2 separate regions of the Homo sapiens genome follow, and region 1 is linked to region 2. Evidence: chromatin loops called from intact Hi-C (ENCODE). Cell type or tissue: pancreas. All regions are shown on one strand. Each heading gives the region's core, and the rest is flanking DNA. Links, peaks and the distances in the headings are about the cores only.

What was found. Hi-C counts contacts between places; a loop is a spot of excess contacts. Peaks named below come from ENCODE experiments on the same cell type or tissue, not always from the same donor. Only the 100,000 strongest peaks of a DNase experiment are listed, where the experiment ranks them.
Region 1: it touches region 2 in a loop (2.2-fold over the local background); 37 of 110 quality-filtered maps call a loop at or near these places.

What each region holds. Positions count from the first base shown.
Region 1 is chr9:89,729,408-89,732,314 of GRCh38, reverse strand. No RefSeq gene overlaps it. Among named protein-coding and RNA genes, the nearest start is that of LINC03062, 91 kb to the right of the region's middle. In pancreas, for the core only: no CTCF peak of the experiment used is centred there; a DNase peak (open chromatin) is centred at 1,394; H3K27ac peaks cover 1,233 bases.
Region 2 is chr9:89,616,921-89,619,827 of GRCh38, reverse strand. No RefSeq gene overlaps it. Among named protein-coding and RNA genes, the nearest start is that of GADD45G, 13 kb to the right of the region's middle. In pancreas, for the core only: no CTCF peak of the experiment used is centred there; a DNase peak (open chromatin) is centred at 1,607; H3K27ac peaks cover 1,636 bases.

The DNA of each region.
Region 1 (2,907 bases), core at 254-2,753, 110 kb before region 2:
GTTCTTTCCTCTCCAACTAAAATCTTATCCAAATGTTGCTTCCTTAATCCCCAGAAGGAAACAAAAATCCTGAGCTCTTTTGTAGAATGATTAGAGACAAAGTCCTGAGACTCCACACCTGATTGTCCCCAAGTCCCAGGGGGGTTTCTGAAACTGCCTAGGAGATGCTACGGGGGGCTGTGAGAATGTAAAGGAGCCCACCACCCAAGCTGGGGACCTTGAGACCGGCCTCTCTTTCATCCAGACCAGCCCTGCCTTTATCTGTTGTGCACAATGGCATTTAGACTGCTTCCACTGGTAAACTGGAGTTTGAAAGTGACAGGAATGGTTGATCAAGCAGGCCCTTGGGGCTCTCAGATGAATGCACCATTCTGTCACTTTGTCCTGTATGGTTGCCATCCATACAGAGAACACTGGGCTGAGCAGCCTCCTGCCCAGCCTGCTGGAGATGCCGTATCCACATTAGGGTGAGACCTAGAGGCACTAGGGGCAGCAGGAGGGAAGGGGGAAACCTGTTCCTTCCTGAGAGTTGTAATCTCCTTATAGAGAGAGATGATCCAGAGAGGGAGCTGGCGGGGTGGCATGCAGCTATGAAGGTGCTGAGCTGGCAAGAAAGCAGCCACGCAAAAGGTGGCACGGAGGGCAGGAAGCCTCAGCAACACAGAATAGGCAAAAGCCAGGACAGCTCCTCTGGGACCAGGGCAACTGGACATGCTCCAGGTAATGCAGGTAATGCAGGTAACGCAGCTGAGTGGGCACCAAAAGGCAAGAGCCATGTTAGGGAAGAGATCAGGTTGGTCAAATACACCACAGGCTGCTAAAAAGGGAGCTCTATTACTAAGCGTTAATCATAAGATTGGAGAGATTGTTGAGAAGTACTTCACACTTGAAGAAGACATCTTCAGGAGAAAATGAAAGGAAAATGTGGGTGGGGAGAAAGATCAGGTTATTCTATTTATTTCCAACTGGGTAATATGGTATATATGACACATACACAGATAGATAGTTGGATGGATATATATATATATCATAACGAAAAAGATCATCTCTCATATGAAGGTCTTGAGCCAGGACCCACATGCACCACACTCAAATATTATACCATGAATTTCCACAGACCAAAATCTTTAAAGCACCTACAACTGGAATTTTCTTAGACTAAAATAATTTGGCTAGGTAACAGAATTCAGCTACTTGCAAGAGTCAAAGGGGGACACGTTGTTTTATAAATTAACTAGAAACATTTCTTGAGCCAAACTAGAGATGGAGTTATTGACACAACCGGAGGGCAGAGCTCACCAAGGGCACCGAGACTGGCCGCTACTTAGCTCACCTAGGACCTCCCACGCCGCCCACAGGCCGCACCACAGAGCAGCAGGAGACACGTGTTCCAATGTTGACCGAAAGGCAGGTGGAGGCCAGAAAGCATGCTGCCCACTGACACTGGGCCCCAGCCACAGAGGCGGGACAGAGCCACCAGCTCCGCCGCTCCACCACCCCCAGCTCGCTGGGTAAACACACTCAAGCTGGAAGCCTGGTGTCCCGGCCTTCTCACGAGACTGCAGGAAGCAGGACGGACGAAGTTTACTAAAATCTAACATCCTATGGTACGTGGGATTTATTTTTTTTAGACACTATCCAGGCTGGTTTTGTTCTCCCCACTGTTTAACTGTATTTAGTATACAACCTGCAAATAAAAATATACCTGGGCTAGCCCTGATCCAGGGTTTGGAGGCAGTATGATCTCTGCAACATCTGCAGCAGAACCACTGGGGAATCATGAAGATTCCTGGCTCCTCCCTGCCCTGCATACACACTCACACACACACACACACCCCATTCATGCACCATACACACATCATACACATACCATACACACACAAACCACGCACACTGTAAACCCACATGCAGCACACACAGCACACACCCCATTCACATACCAGACACACACCATACACACATCATACACATACCATACACATACAGACCACGCACACTGTAAACCCACACACACCACACACAGCACACACCCCACCTACACACAACACACACACGACTCACTGTACATCTCACACACACTGTATGCCACCTACACATGCCCCCCCACACCATATACCACACACACACCATACACACCACACAAACCCACACAAGTACACTCCACACACGCATACACACACCATACATATACACATACATCCCACACACACATACATACAGCACAAATTACACACACACCACACATACATACACACACTATACACCACACACAATATACACCCTACACACACATACACACAGCACAAACTACGAACACACACTCACAACTACACACATTACACACACCACAAAAACTATACACCCCACACAGTATACACACCCACACACACATACACACAACACAAACTACACACACACCACAGAAACACAGAAACGCACATTATATGCACCATACAAGCTATATACCCCACACACAGCACACATTATACACCCTCTCCACCACACACACACACACACACACACACACACACACACGAGTCCTGTATTAGAATTGTTAGGAAGTGGCGCATAGTAACCTCCATTTTAACACCCAATCCTGAAGTTTGAGTCACAGCTTTTACATGAGCCAGGCTTCAAACCTTTAAACCCCTTTGATTAGTGGGCAGGCAGAGGGGAGCTTTAGTGGATAACAGCAAAGTGTGTCATGCACAGCACCCCATGTGGGTCAGCATCCCATGCCATTTTCATGACAGCCCTAGAAGCTGGGGATTGTCACTGTGAGTCTCAAACCCTACAGGTTTGCAAATGTACAGAATCCTCCTATCTCAGGAATGCCTATGGTTCCTGAAGAAAATAATATATACATGTAGCTAATCTTGGCAATTCCAGAGGCCAAAAAAAAAACAA
Region 2 (2,907 bases), core at 129-2,628:
GCTTGTTATTTAGTGCCCAACACCTCAACTCTTGATAGAGGGGGTACTTAGCAGGGGCTCCCTAACACTTCAGTTGTACTCCTTTGGAGAAAGGGAGAATTCCCTTCCCTTAAAAACCCCGTACAGAAGCTAGGCAACACTGGCCAGCATTCACTGCACCTTCCCTTGTGCAGTCATTGTTCTGAGCACTTTTTTTTTTTTTTTTTGAGACAGAGTCTTGCTGTGTCACCCAGGCTGGAGTGCAATGGCATGGTCTCAGCTCACTGCAACCTCCACCTCCCAGATTCAAGCGATTCTCCTGCCTCAGCTTCCTGAGTATCTGGGACTACAGGCATATGCCATCACACCTGGCTAATTTTTGGATTTTTAGTAGAGTTGGGGTTTCACTATGTTGGTCAGGCTCATCTCAAACTCCTGACCTCATGATCCGCCTGCCTTGGCATATTTTATATCTTTGTCTCACAAGCATCTGATGAGACAAGGCCTGCCTTCCAGAGGGAAGCAGCTTGAACTAAGTTATGCAGCTAGTGGGGGATGGGATTCAACCCAGCCCCAGCTTCAAGGAAAGCTCCCAGCAAACAGATGCTGCCCTCCTCCCTGCTGGTGCAGTCCCTGCTTCCTCCAGCAGTGGTGATGGGTTTAGTCATTGTTATTTACCATGGTCTTCTATGGCTGTGTCACACTCTCCCACAGAACAAATGATATACACCACAAGATGCACCATAAGTCTTATTTTCATTTGGGGATATTGGATTTTGCCTTAGCTCATTTGGGCTGGTACCACAGAATACCACATACAGAGTGGCTTATAAATAACAAACATTTATGTCTTGTTGACATACACGGTACCTCCTCACTGTGTCCCCACGTGGTGGAAGGGGCAGTGGGTCTCTCTGGGGTGTCTTTTATAGGGGCACTAATCCCAGTCATGAGAGCCCCACCCCTATGACCTAATCACCTCCCAAAGACCCCACCTCCTAACACCATCACCTTGGGGGTTAGGATTTCAACAGATGTATTAGGGGCAGGCCACAGTCAAACCACAGCAGATTTACTTTCTAGAAGGCAGGATTTTAAGTCAGACAGGCTTCCCTTTTGGTCTTGGCTTCTCTCGTTGCTGGCTTCATGACTCTGAAACAGTTCCTGCCTCAGGCTGGGTTCCCCAGAGGCTGGGATGCGGACTTCTGTTCTGATGATGGATGGGGGTGCTCTCAGGAGAAGCGGTGTGAGGAGGGAAAGCTCGGCCAGGAGGTGGCCTGGGCCCCCAGGGGCTCTGGAGTGTGAAGTGTACCTAGAGCTGGTCCCACTTGGAGGCAGCAGGCTGGCCTTTCCCATCTCCTTTGCCCGCTGGTCTTTGGCTGGGGTCTGGAGAGGGAAAGCCCCCACGGCTCCCTGTGTGCAACTCTGCAGAGAAGGAGGGGCAGGAATTGGTTAGCAGCCACGTTCTCAGGGGCTGAGGGATGGGCACACCTGTTGCCAAAAGGAGTCTGAGCAGGCACCCATGTCACTGGCAGCCAGGCCTCAGTGTGGGTCCTGGCACCACTCATAAACTTCCTGCTTCCCTCCTTCCAGGCACCTGGGGGTTGTGCTGCTTTGCTTTCTGATTAGGCACAACCCCAAGCCTAGCTTTGTCCAGTGATGTGGGAGAGGCAGGGACAGGTATGTGGGACTGAAGCCAAGTGCTCTGCCAAGAGCAAGCCAGCCCCATGCCTGACCTGTTCAGGGTCATGGTTCCACTCAAGTCCTCCTGCGTGCACACCAGCCAGGGCCAAGCAGAAGGAGGTGTCGCCCCAAGTTCCCACAGAGAAAGGAAGGTTCACATTCTCAGATGTGTGGTGGCTCAGAGAGCCAAGAGGATGGAGCTGATGTATTCCTGGGGACCGGGGGACTGTCACCAGCCTTGGGCTGAGGGCTGAGGGCAGAAGATACGCACAGCAGAGCCGTGGGGCAGGGGTTCCTGGCAGGAGGTAAAGTGCAGAGGGGCAAGGCACCCCTGGGGACTCAGCCGAAAGCAGGAGTGAGAGGGAAGACACACCCCTACCTCCCTCCCCACAGCCCTCTCATCTCCCACCAACACCTCTCATTGGCCAAATCCAATGAGAAGCCAGCAGGCAGGGGCCCATGGCATGTCTTCCTGGGACACGCAGTCCTGGGCGCAGACAGGACACATAGAAGGCATGGGGGAAGAGGGACACATGTTGGAGAATGATGAGTGGAAATTGGACCTCTATGCTAGATTCCAGAGTTTAGAGCTCAGTGTATTAATTGATATTTTCATTATTGAAACTTAAATCATAGCATGAAATGATATTGTTATTTTTCCCACAGATAAGGGAAGAGTGGTGAGTTAACAGGGGAAGCCTGGACTTGATTTGAAAGCCCTTCCTCACAGGCACCAGGCCCACCCCCCACTCCACCCCACCCAGCTGATTTACTCCCTGGAGGTGAGTGAGGGTCCCCTGGCCCTGCTGAGAAGCTCCTCTTTGCAAAAAGAACTTCCACAACACGTCTACCCACCCTATGGTATAACAGATGTTCCCACCTTCCAGATGTTTCAGATGAAGTGGAGAATATCTGATGGGGTGGGGGCACAGGGAAATCGAGTCCCTGGGGGCTTACTTCCCAGGAAGCAGGCAGCTGAGACTGGGTGGAGGATGTGCCGAGACACAGCCTTGTCCCCATCAGCTCTGAGAAGAAGGTGGGGAGTGCAGGCCCAGTTACAAGAGGAGGCAGACACCACAGTGTGCAGGCAGCAGTGTTCTTGTGCGGAGCCTGGTACCGTCAGGTGCCAGTGGAGGGTCCAGGGGCTGATAATGTGCCCTCACTAAGTTGCTGAATTAACCCTTATTCATGAGTATCTCTGCCTTGGAATTCATCTCGGCAATTCCTATTGCCTCTAAAAACCCT